3 separate regions of the Homo sapiens genome follow, and all the other regions are linked to region 3. Evidence: chromatin contacts called from ENCODE Hi-C or POLR2A ChIA-PET data. All regions are on one chromosome and are shown on one strand. Each heading gives the region's core, a stretch centred on a gene start or an enhancer-like site at or near the end of the contact. The rest is flanking DNA. Distances are from core to core; before and after follow the strand shown. Region 1 has its middle 150 kb from the start of ECRG4. Region 2 has its middle 20 kb from the start of ECRG4. Region 3 holds the start of FHL2 (four and a half LIM domains 2).

The links. Hi-C counts contacts between places; a loop is a spot of excess contacts on that map. ChIA-PET counts read pairs that join two places held with the same protein, here RNA polymerase II (POLR2A). Pooled maps may share reads with other maps.
Region 1: a map of heart right ventricle shows a loop between it and region 3 (3-fold over the local background). The contact joins the enhancer-like site here to the promoter of FHL2 in region 3. A Hi-C loop is called at or near these places in 1 of 168 maps with a recorded cell type or tissue (heart right ventricle). POLR2A ChIA-PET finds 5 or more read pairs at or near these places in 1 of 52 experiments (endothelial cell of umbilical vein).
Region 2: a loop to region 3 is called in a pooled map, with 3 times the contacts of the local background. The contact joins the enhancer-like site here to the promoter of FHL2 in region 3. A Hi-C loop is called at or near these places in 3 of 50 pooled maps. POLR2A ChIA-PET finds 5 or more read pairs at or near these places in 3 of 52 experiments (IMR-90, activated T-cell and activated naive CD4-positive, alpha-beta T cell).

Annotation. Positions count from the first base shown.
Region 1 is chr2:105,918,267-105,920,966 of GRCh38, reverse strand. No RefSeq gene overlaps it. Among named protein-coding and RNA genes, the nearest start is that of ECRG4, 150 kb to the left of the region's middle. Within about 2 kb of position 1,251, at least 7 of the 41 ENCODE cell types and tissues checked have a DNase peak (open chromatin) inside an H3K27ac peak, as active enhancers do; they include heart right ventricle, where a contact is called at or near this core.
Region 2 is chr2:106,084,522-106,087,230 of GRCh38, reverse strand. No RefSeq gene overlaps it. Among named protein-coding and RNA genes, the nearest start is that of ECRG4, 20 kb to the right of the region's middle. Within about 2 kb of position 1,395, at least 2 of the 41 ENCODE cell types and tissues checked have a DNase peak (open chromatin) inside an H3K27ac peak, as active enhancers do.
Region 3 is chr2:105,397,713-105,400,412 of GRCh38, reverse strand. It overlaps FHL2 (four and a half LIM domains 2), which reads left to right and starts at 1,362. Exons shown (of 7, transcript NM_001318895.3): 1 at 1,362-1,571. RefSeq lists silencers at 1,259-1,388, 1,409-1,628 and an enhancer at 759-1,581.

The sequences.
Region 1 (2,700 bases), core at 2-2,501, 520 kb before region 3:
AGGATACAATTAGACTGACCTTTCTCAGGTTTTAATTGACTTTCCATGATAACAGACGAGGATTTCACTTTTGGCCCTTCCCTTGTGTGCCCTTCCTCTATCTCCCAGGACTTTTGATAATTTTCTTTCCACCATTTTCTTCCCTGTTTTGGGGGATGGGAATTCCTAATGGTTTGATTTTTAGTGCATCTCCTATCATTTTGTTATCTTTTCTCTCCATTATAGAAGATGACCTTAAAATTATGCCCAATTATTCTAATAAATCTATTAATAGACTCATCTTGTTTTTAATATCCAACAGATCTTTTTTGTTTTCTAGCTGTTCTTGTCTGATAGCACCTAGTTCTTTTTGCAGATACACTATATTCTAAGAAGAGTATTGCACAGCGTTACAAAGATATGGAGGTACCCTGCTGGGGGAACCTGGGAATTCAGGCAAGTGAACAGCCCAGACCAGCACTATCCCATAGAATTATAATCTGACTCAATTATGTCACTCTAAATTTTCTGATAGACCCACTGGAAAAAGTGAAATGGAAGAGGTTGAAATTAATTTTAATAAAAATGTTTTCATCCAATATATCCAATATAATATCATTTCAACATGTAATCAATATAAAAACTTGTTAATGAGATATTTTACATTTTTAATTTTATTAACAATTTGGTATAGGTTTTACACTTAAGCATATCTTTATTTGAACATGTCACATTTCAAATGCTCAGTAGCTATGTGTGACTCATGTTGTATAGTTTGAGTCTGCAGAGAGCTGCACCAGCCATGCCTGCAAACTAAGTTCAAATCTGCTCTGAGATCCCCAAGAATGTACTTTCTGGCCTGGTTCCCATCTTCTTGCAAGTTGCTTCTGGAACTTTCCCCCAAAAGCCTGCCTCCTGGTGGTAGGGCCTGGTACCTTACTCCATCTCAGGTCCCCAGCCAGCACCCATCCCTCCTCTGCATAATTTCCCCTCTTGGACATCATCTGTGTTATTGCATTTGCTCCTGGTCTCAACCCTTTCAAACTTCTGGTTCCTCCAGGGATCACTTCAGGGGACCTAGTTCTGTGAGCAGCATTCTTGGGCTCCACTTAATACCCCCAGGCTGCTGCCCAGCTGCCCAGCCTCTTAATCTGGCTAGAAATGCTGTGGCTGAAGGTTTCATGAATGGCTGAAAGGAGCTCATCCCTGTTACACAGTGTCTGGCCAGCAGCCAGTTTATCCCCAACCTCAGACTCCAGGTAGGGTGTGGGCTCCTGCTCCACTCACAGCTGCTGAAGAACTGGTGTGGCTTGGGGCTACTGTGTCTAGGGCCTGGCCTCTGGGCCTTTGCATAGGTAGAGAGAAGACAAGGCCAGGAGAAATGCAGCAGGGGACAGTAGGAGGAGGCAGAAGAGATGTCCCCAACCCCTTGGGGGTGGAAGGCCTGGAATGAGGAGGCCCAGTCTCTACCCTCTGGGATCCCTGAAGGCCAGACCAGGCAGGTGTGCCTGGTGAGTCAGCCCTGGGCCCCTGCCATCCTCCCTCTACTTACAGCTCACACAATAGCTCAATTGTGTCATTGCACTTAGCTTTGGCTTGGGTTCCAACCCAAGGACGTAGCCCAGGGACCTCTAGGGACAGAGAGAAACAGCTATGAGAGAGGTCTTTGTGCAAATCTATTCTGCAGAAAGGAGGCCCAGGGTTATGGTCAGAGTGGCTGTGGCTGACAGCACAGCATAAGAAGAGCCGGTCTCAGCCACTGGCTTGCACTGATGGCCAGTGTGTGTCGGAAAGTGACAGGAGGAAGTTTATCAAATAGGTGCACAATTGCTGTGCATTTTAAGTGGAGGTTCACACAAAGGACTCTGAGAATCTGAACTCCAGGAGAAGTTAGCAAAGTCTCAAGATATTGCAATAATATTTAACCAGATGAATAATTTCAATGTACTGTATTTATCTTTTTGTCTGTTGTCATCACATGCAGAAACCTATTTAAGACTGTTTGAAAATAAAAAAGAAGGGTTGTTTAGGTCAGCTGAGAGTCTTCTGGGGCCAACAGCTCAGCCTTCCCTGAAGAAAAGCTTAAACGCATTTTTGCAGGAGGTGAAATTTCTGAACGGCTATGACTTATGTTAATCTACTACGGGTGTGCTATCGCTACCGCATGTTTTGGCACAGGCCATAGCGAGGCACTAATGTCCAGACAGAGATGAGGGTCCTAAGAATTGCACAGCCAACCCTTTTGTCCAAAGTGTCAAACATGGATGTTGCAAGGGGTGCTTTCCAGGTCTTAGCATCTTGTATTCTAAAGGAAATAGGTAGCAGAAGGGTTTTTTAACTGAACGTTGTATTAAGATCTTAAAAGTATAGCTTCCATGGTCCCAGGTTTGTCCAGCCTGTGGACTCCATGTTGTGACATTATCAAGGATAACTCTGGTTTTTCTAGCTTTATCCCATTCATTAATGCCAGGTCTCCAGTTTCACTCAAAGTCTTGCCCAGTCATTTCCAGAGACATTGGGTGCATCTGTGTGGATCCCTTGCATTCTTCCAGGGAGGCCTTTCTTGCCTGTGCCCACTACTCCGGCCCCGTTGTGTGTATAGGGATGCCATTTTCTTCAGCATGTGCGTCCCCCAGTGAGCTCAGATGGGAACCCATGGTGTGAGGGTGGGGACCGTTCTCAGGCAGATATGATGCTCTCCTTTTCCTTTTCTCCTCCCCC
Region 2 (2,709 bases), core at 146-2,645, 690 kb before region 3:
TTGAAAACAAAAAGCAATAGAGAATATCAGTGAAACAAATTACTGGCTCCTTAAATAATAAAAGCCACAAACCTCTAATAAGACTGACAAAACAGAAAACACCATTAATGGGAATGAAACAAGGGATGTCACTTAATAGACATTGAAAGGATAACTAGGGAATACTAGCTACAACTCTACATACATAAATTTGAAAACTCAGATGAAATGGGCAAATTCCTAGGAAACGTATCCTAGGAAATTCTCAGTATGACATTTGTAATTTGAATAGCTTATTTAATGATTTAATTCATAGTTTAAAATCTGAAGAAAAAAAAAAAAACTCCAGGCTCTGAGATTGACTGGAGAATTCTGCCAGACATTTAAAGAATTCACACCAATCCTATACAATCTCTCCCAGAAACTAGAAGAGAAAGGAACATTACCCAGCTCTTTGTATAAAGCCAATATTACCCTGATACTAAAACCAAAGAGCACAAGAGAATACAGACCAGTATTCCAAATTCGTACAGATGCAAAAATTTTTAATAAAATGTTAGCAAATTGAATACAGGAGTATATAAAAGGAATTATTACCAAGTGGGGGTTATTCCAGGGATGCAAGGACTAGCTCAATATTTGAAAATCTTTATATAATCCATCATTTTAATAGGCTAAAGAAAAAAATCTCATGACCATAGCAAATAATGCTGAAAAATCACCTGTATTATGGTCTCTGCTTTATGCCTGTTGTCTATCTGACAAAGCTTGAATCTTAAAGATTAGGTTTAAATAAAGGGAGGAAAACTTAAAAGGCATTGAAAAGGACTAAGGAATTGGTAATAATCACTAAAAATGGAATTTTGTTCATTAAGTGTTAAAAGCTTGTCATTGAAAATGAAAATACATATGGGTAAAGGTGATAACACCTATTTTCCCCCTTTGAAAGGTGATAGGTTGCAGTGATGTAATATGCAAATGTGAGGCAGAAATGGTGATATGGTGTTTCTTCATTACCTCCCAGAACAACTGTGTCTGAGCATGCTGGGCAGCTGGAGAGGTCACCCTGGACAGTTAACCACGCTCTTTATTTCCAAATCCATGATCAAATGGCAGGAGGCAAAATCCATCCGTTGTCAGTGCAGGAAGGACCCACTCAATGGGGTTCCTCTCTGCATTTGGGCGTCTTCGGTAATAGATGCTTCCCATGTCCCAGTTTATTTTCACAAAATTTGTTTCTCAGCGAGGAGAGAAAGGGAACTCGAAATCAAAAAAGAGTAAGGTGAGAGAACCCAATTTAAAAACAACAGAAGCAGCAGCAAAGTGCCAAATCACATCAAAGGTACGACACATCATTTTAAGTGGATTCTGACTCACACTTTCTTCATAGATGCTACATCTGCTGCTTGCGTGGGCTTCTTGGTTCCATTTTAACCCTGAGGGAGGTGCAATGACATAGTATTGTGCTTTTCTCTCTCCAGGTCATCTTATGTTAGGTGTGTTAGGCACAGGCAGAAAAAAAATGTACCTCACTGGAAAGACACAACTCTTTATAAATCCCAATTCCCAACTGTGCTTACCTGTTTCCCTGTTTGCTGCAGTAACCTGACAGGAGAAGCAGGGTAGATCAGGAAACTACTAGAAAAGCATCGGCCTGGTTTATAGGCAAGTCAGCTGCCTTCCCAGAGCCTTCGTTTACTTGTCTGTAGCCTGAAGGGGGCGGTGGATCGTACTGTATCTAGCCTTGCCACCACTCCTTACGTTTGTACACTAGTTTTATTTTAGTGAAAGTTTCAGAAGAATCGAGGACTAGATCTCTTCCTAAAGCCTCAGCAGGGATGGAGCAGTGAGTTGCTGTTGTACTTGAAAATCACCATTGGGTATCCCATGGCTCAGACTTTAAGAAACTTTCATCTTCAAACACAGGAATTTCTATAAACAGTTTTTACAACTGTTCACTCGCCCTGCTGGAAGCACTTAGCTTTGTGAAGCTCCCATTCCATTATCAGAATTCTGAGCAAAAATTGGCTTCACTGAGCAGCCACTCATGGGGCCTGGTTGTGCCCTTGGGGCTCTCCAAGAACAAGACAAAGACTTTCCTCTTGACAGCCCTTCAGATGTTTGAAGACGAGCAGTCAGTCCAGTCCTTGGACTCTGCTCTTCTAGGCTTGACGTCCCCAGCATGGGTTCCCCGGGACTCAGTCTTCTCTTTAAAAAGATGGCGGTAGGGATAGCAATGCCTGTTCACACGCCGTCTTTCTGTCTTTAATCTGTGGCTCTTGGTCAGTATATTACAGTAGGGGTTTTTGTCCTCTGTTGAAGAATCAGCTTTATATAAAATGTCTGGTTTACAAAATGCTGGTCAGTAATTCTGATCCACAGAAGAATACAGTGCTGCTTGTTAAAAATGGGCCCTTAGGGGAGCAGGTGATATGATTTGAAAAGCTCATGGCCAAGGGTCTCTGGCCAAGCTTCAATGAACTACTGCCGGGCACTATGGCTCACACCTGTGATCCCAGTACTTTGGAGGTTGAGGCAGGAGGATCGCTTGAGACCAGGAGTTCAAGACCAGCCTGGTCGACATAGCGAGATCCTGTCTCTACAAACAAATAAATTATCTGGGCATGGTGGCACACACCTGTAGTCTCAGCTGCTCAGGAGGCTGAGGTGGGAGGATGGCTTGAGCCCAGGAGTTGGAGCCAGCAGTGAACGATGATCGCACCACTGCAC
Region 3 (2,700 bases), core at 113-2,612:
GGAAAGCGTCCTGTTTCAGGGACACAGTGGGGTGGGGTCGGGGGAGGGCTGTATTCCGCACATCTAGTTCTGGCTGGGCTTATGGCAAGTCTCAGTCCTCTGGAGTCACCTGAGTGACTGAGGGATGAGAGGCATTTCTGATCCCGTAATATACTTACATGGCTTTGCCATCTACCACATCCCAGTTCAAATCTCAGCTGGCACAGTTACCGTTCACGTGGCCTGGAGCAAATCTGAGCTGAACTTTCCTCACCGTAAATCTGGTAAAAATCTTTACCTTAAAGGAGTGTGGATCAAATGAGATACCAGGTAGAGCTAGTGCTCACCGAGTGGAAGCTAAGGTGATGAAGCCCCTTTATTCTCAAGTTCTGTGATTCCATGATGGAGACCCATGAGGCCTACCAGACGGAGAGTATCAATTAAAAGAAAGCAATCACGGAGTTCTTCCCGCCTTCTCTGGAGGATGTATTCCTATGAGCTGCCCCGAATGTTAAAAATAATACACCTGCCCCCAAAGTGCCGAGGACGCCTTTGTGGTCCACCTACTCATCGTCCACCGGTTTCTGCAAGTGGACCGGTTACCTGCTCAGGAGCAAATGTTTCCATCACGACGCACCCTCTCCCAGGGATGGGCTCAACCTGTGCTCTCCCTGCGACAATGCTGAACAGTGCCATCTGTCCCTACCCAGCGTCAGCGTCACGCAGAGGGCCCGGGCTTGGAATGTGGGAGGCACGCTCCCAGCTCACTTTGGTTTTCCCGCCCTGGAGGGGAATCCAAGATGTCTAACTAGTCTTCTGGCCCCGAGAGGGAGAGGTGGGGATAGGACCTTCCTTTAGTCCCCTCCGTAGTGGAACGAAGGATTCTTTATGGTCATCTGTGGTGTTCATTTCGTAAAGAAGCATCTGCAGGGTAAGAAGGAAAAACGTCCACCTTGCAAATATATCCCAGGCACATGCCTCCTGAGAAGTGACCCCCTCCTCCCTCCGCCTCCCCCGGCACGTCCTGGGGCTTCTCCAGTCTCCCGCTCCTGGGACCAGGCAGAGATCCCGGCGTGGGCAGACCCCTGCCACCGCGCCCAGGCCTCGTCCGAAACTCGCGCCCGAGAGCCCACGCCGGAGGCGACGCTCCCGATAACTACTGTGCTCCCAAGACCCGGAGGGCACGAAGAAAGGAGCCCTGGCAAACAAAGGGTACGGGCCGGGACCGCCGCAGCCCGGGGCGGGGGCACGGCAACCGCGAGGCCTGGGGGCGCCCGCCCCCCGCGCCCCACGCCCGGTGCCAGCGAGCCGAGGCGTGCATCTCCTTATATGGTCAAATGACACGGCGGGGTTTCTCGAGGGCGGGAGCTGCGCAGCGCTCCACTCGGCCGGCAGCGGAGCCGCAGCCACCAGCCGCCCGCGCCCTCCAGCCCCGTCCGGGAGTCCCCGGCCCGCTGCGGTGCCGTGAGTACCTCCAACCCCCTGCGCCCCGGAGGGAGGCCGAGGGGCTTAGCCACCAGGGCTCGGAAGTGGGGGCCGAATCCGGTGCGAGACCCAAGGAGAGGGGAGCAGAGCCGGAGTTGGGGAGACTGGTGAGAGGAGAGCAGAGCTGTGGGTCCGGGAAGACCACTGGGAGAGGGGACCCGAACCGTGCGGGGAGAAGCCGGGAGAAAGGAGTTGAGCTGTGGGGTAGACCCGGGAGAGGAGAGCCGAACCCTGGGGGTTGGGGGTGGGGAGACCACGGGGAGAGGGGAGCGGAGCAATGGGAGGGGTCTAGACCCTGGGGGCGCTGGAGCTCAGAGGAGCCCACCGACTCATCCCCAGAGGGAGGACTGCAGCCCGCGTCCTCACCAGGTGGGGCACCGCCATGCGGGCAGGGACCGGGCGAGCCTGGGTAAAGGCTGGCCGCGGGTCCCAGCCGGCGGCTGCGGGGAGGTGACGCTGTCCGCCTGCTTCCAGGCCCGACTCCCGAGCGGGCTGTCCTGGCACGGTGGTCTGCGCGGGGGAGTCCGGGCCATTTCCCTTTAGTAGAAATAAGTGGAGTTTGCAGTGTGACCTCGCTCCTTGACTCAGGTAGACATTTAATAACTGAACCATTCGGTTAAAACAAAAATGGCTTATTTTAAATGAAAAGATTCTAAGTTTTTCTTAAGTCGCACTCGTGTGATATCTTAGCATACCAGAAATAGAGGGAAGAAAATATTGAGTGTTTTTCTGATTTTAAATGAATCAGTCATATTTATTTTCATATCCTCAGTCGGGTTTTAACTGGAAGTAGGCTAATCCGGTTAGCTGAAATGTGTAGCTGGCTTGCAAGCAGCAGTGTACTTAGACATCACTGAACTTAAGGCCCGCACTCCCTTCCACATATTTTGGAAGGTAATAAATCACAATTTGGGTTTAGAATCAGGAGAACTGTCTTCAAAACACAACTCCCAATACATCTCACATTTTTGGTGCTGACTCTACTAATGAGTGTTTTATAATAATATATTAAAGAAAAGAGGTTTTGCACTATCCTGAAGATGTTTTAGACAAAAAAAAACAAAAAACAAAAAAACAAAAACCATTTGCATCAAGTCTTAGAAGTACAGGAATTCCTAGTCTATCAATTAAACTTTAATAAAACCAAACTCAAAGAACATTTCATTGTGCATTTATATAAAATTTTGTCAAGTGTTACTGGATTTAGATCACCCCCCAGTTTAGAAGATCATCAGT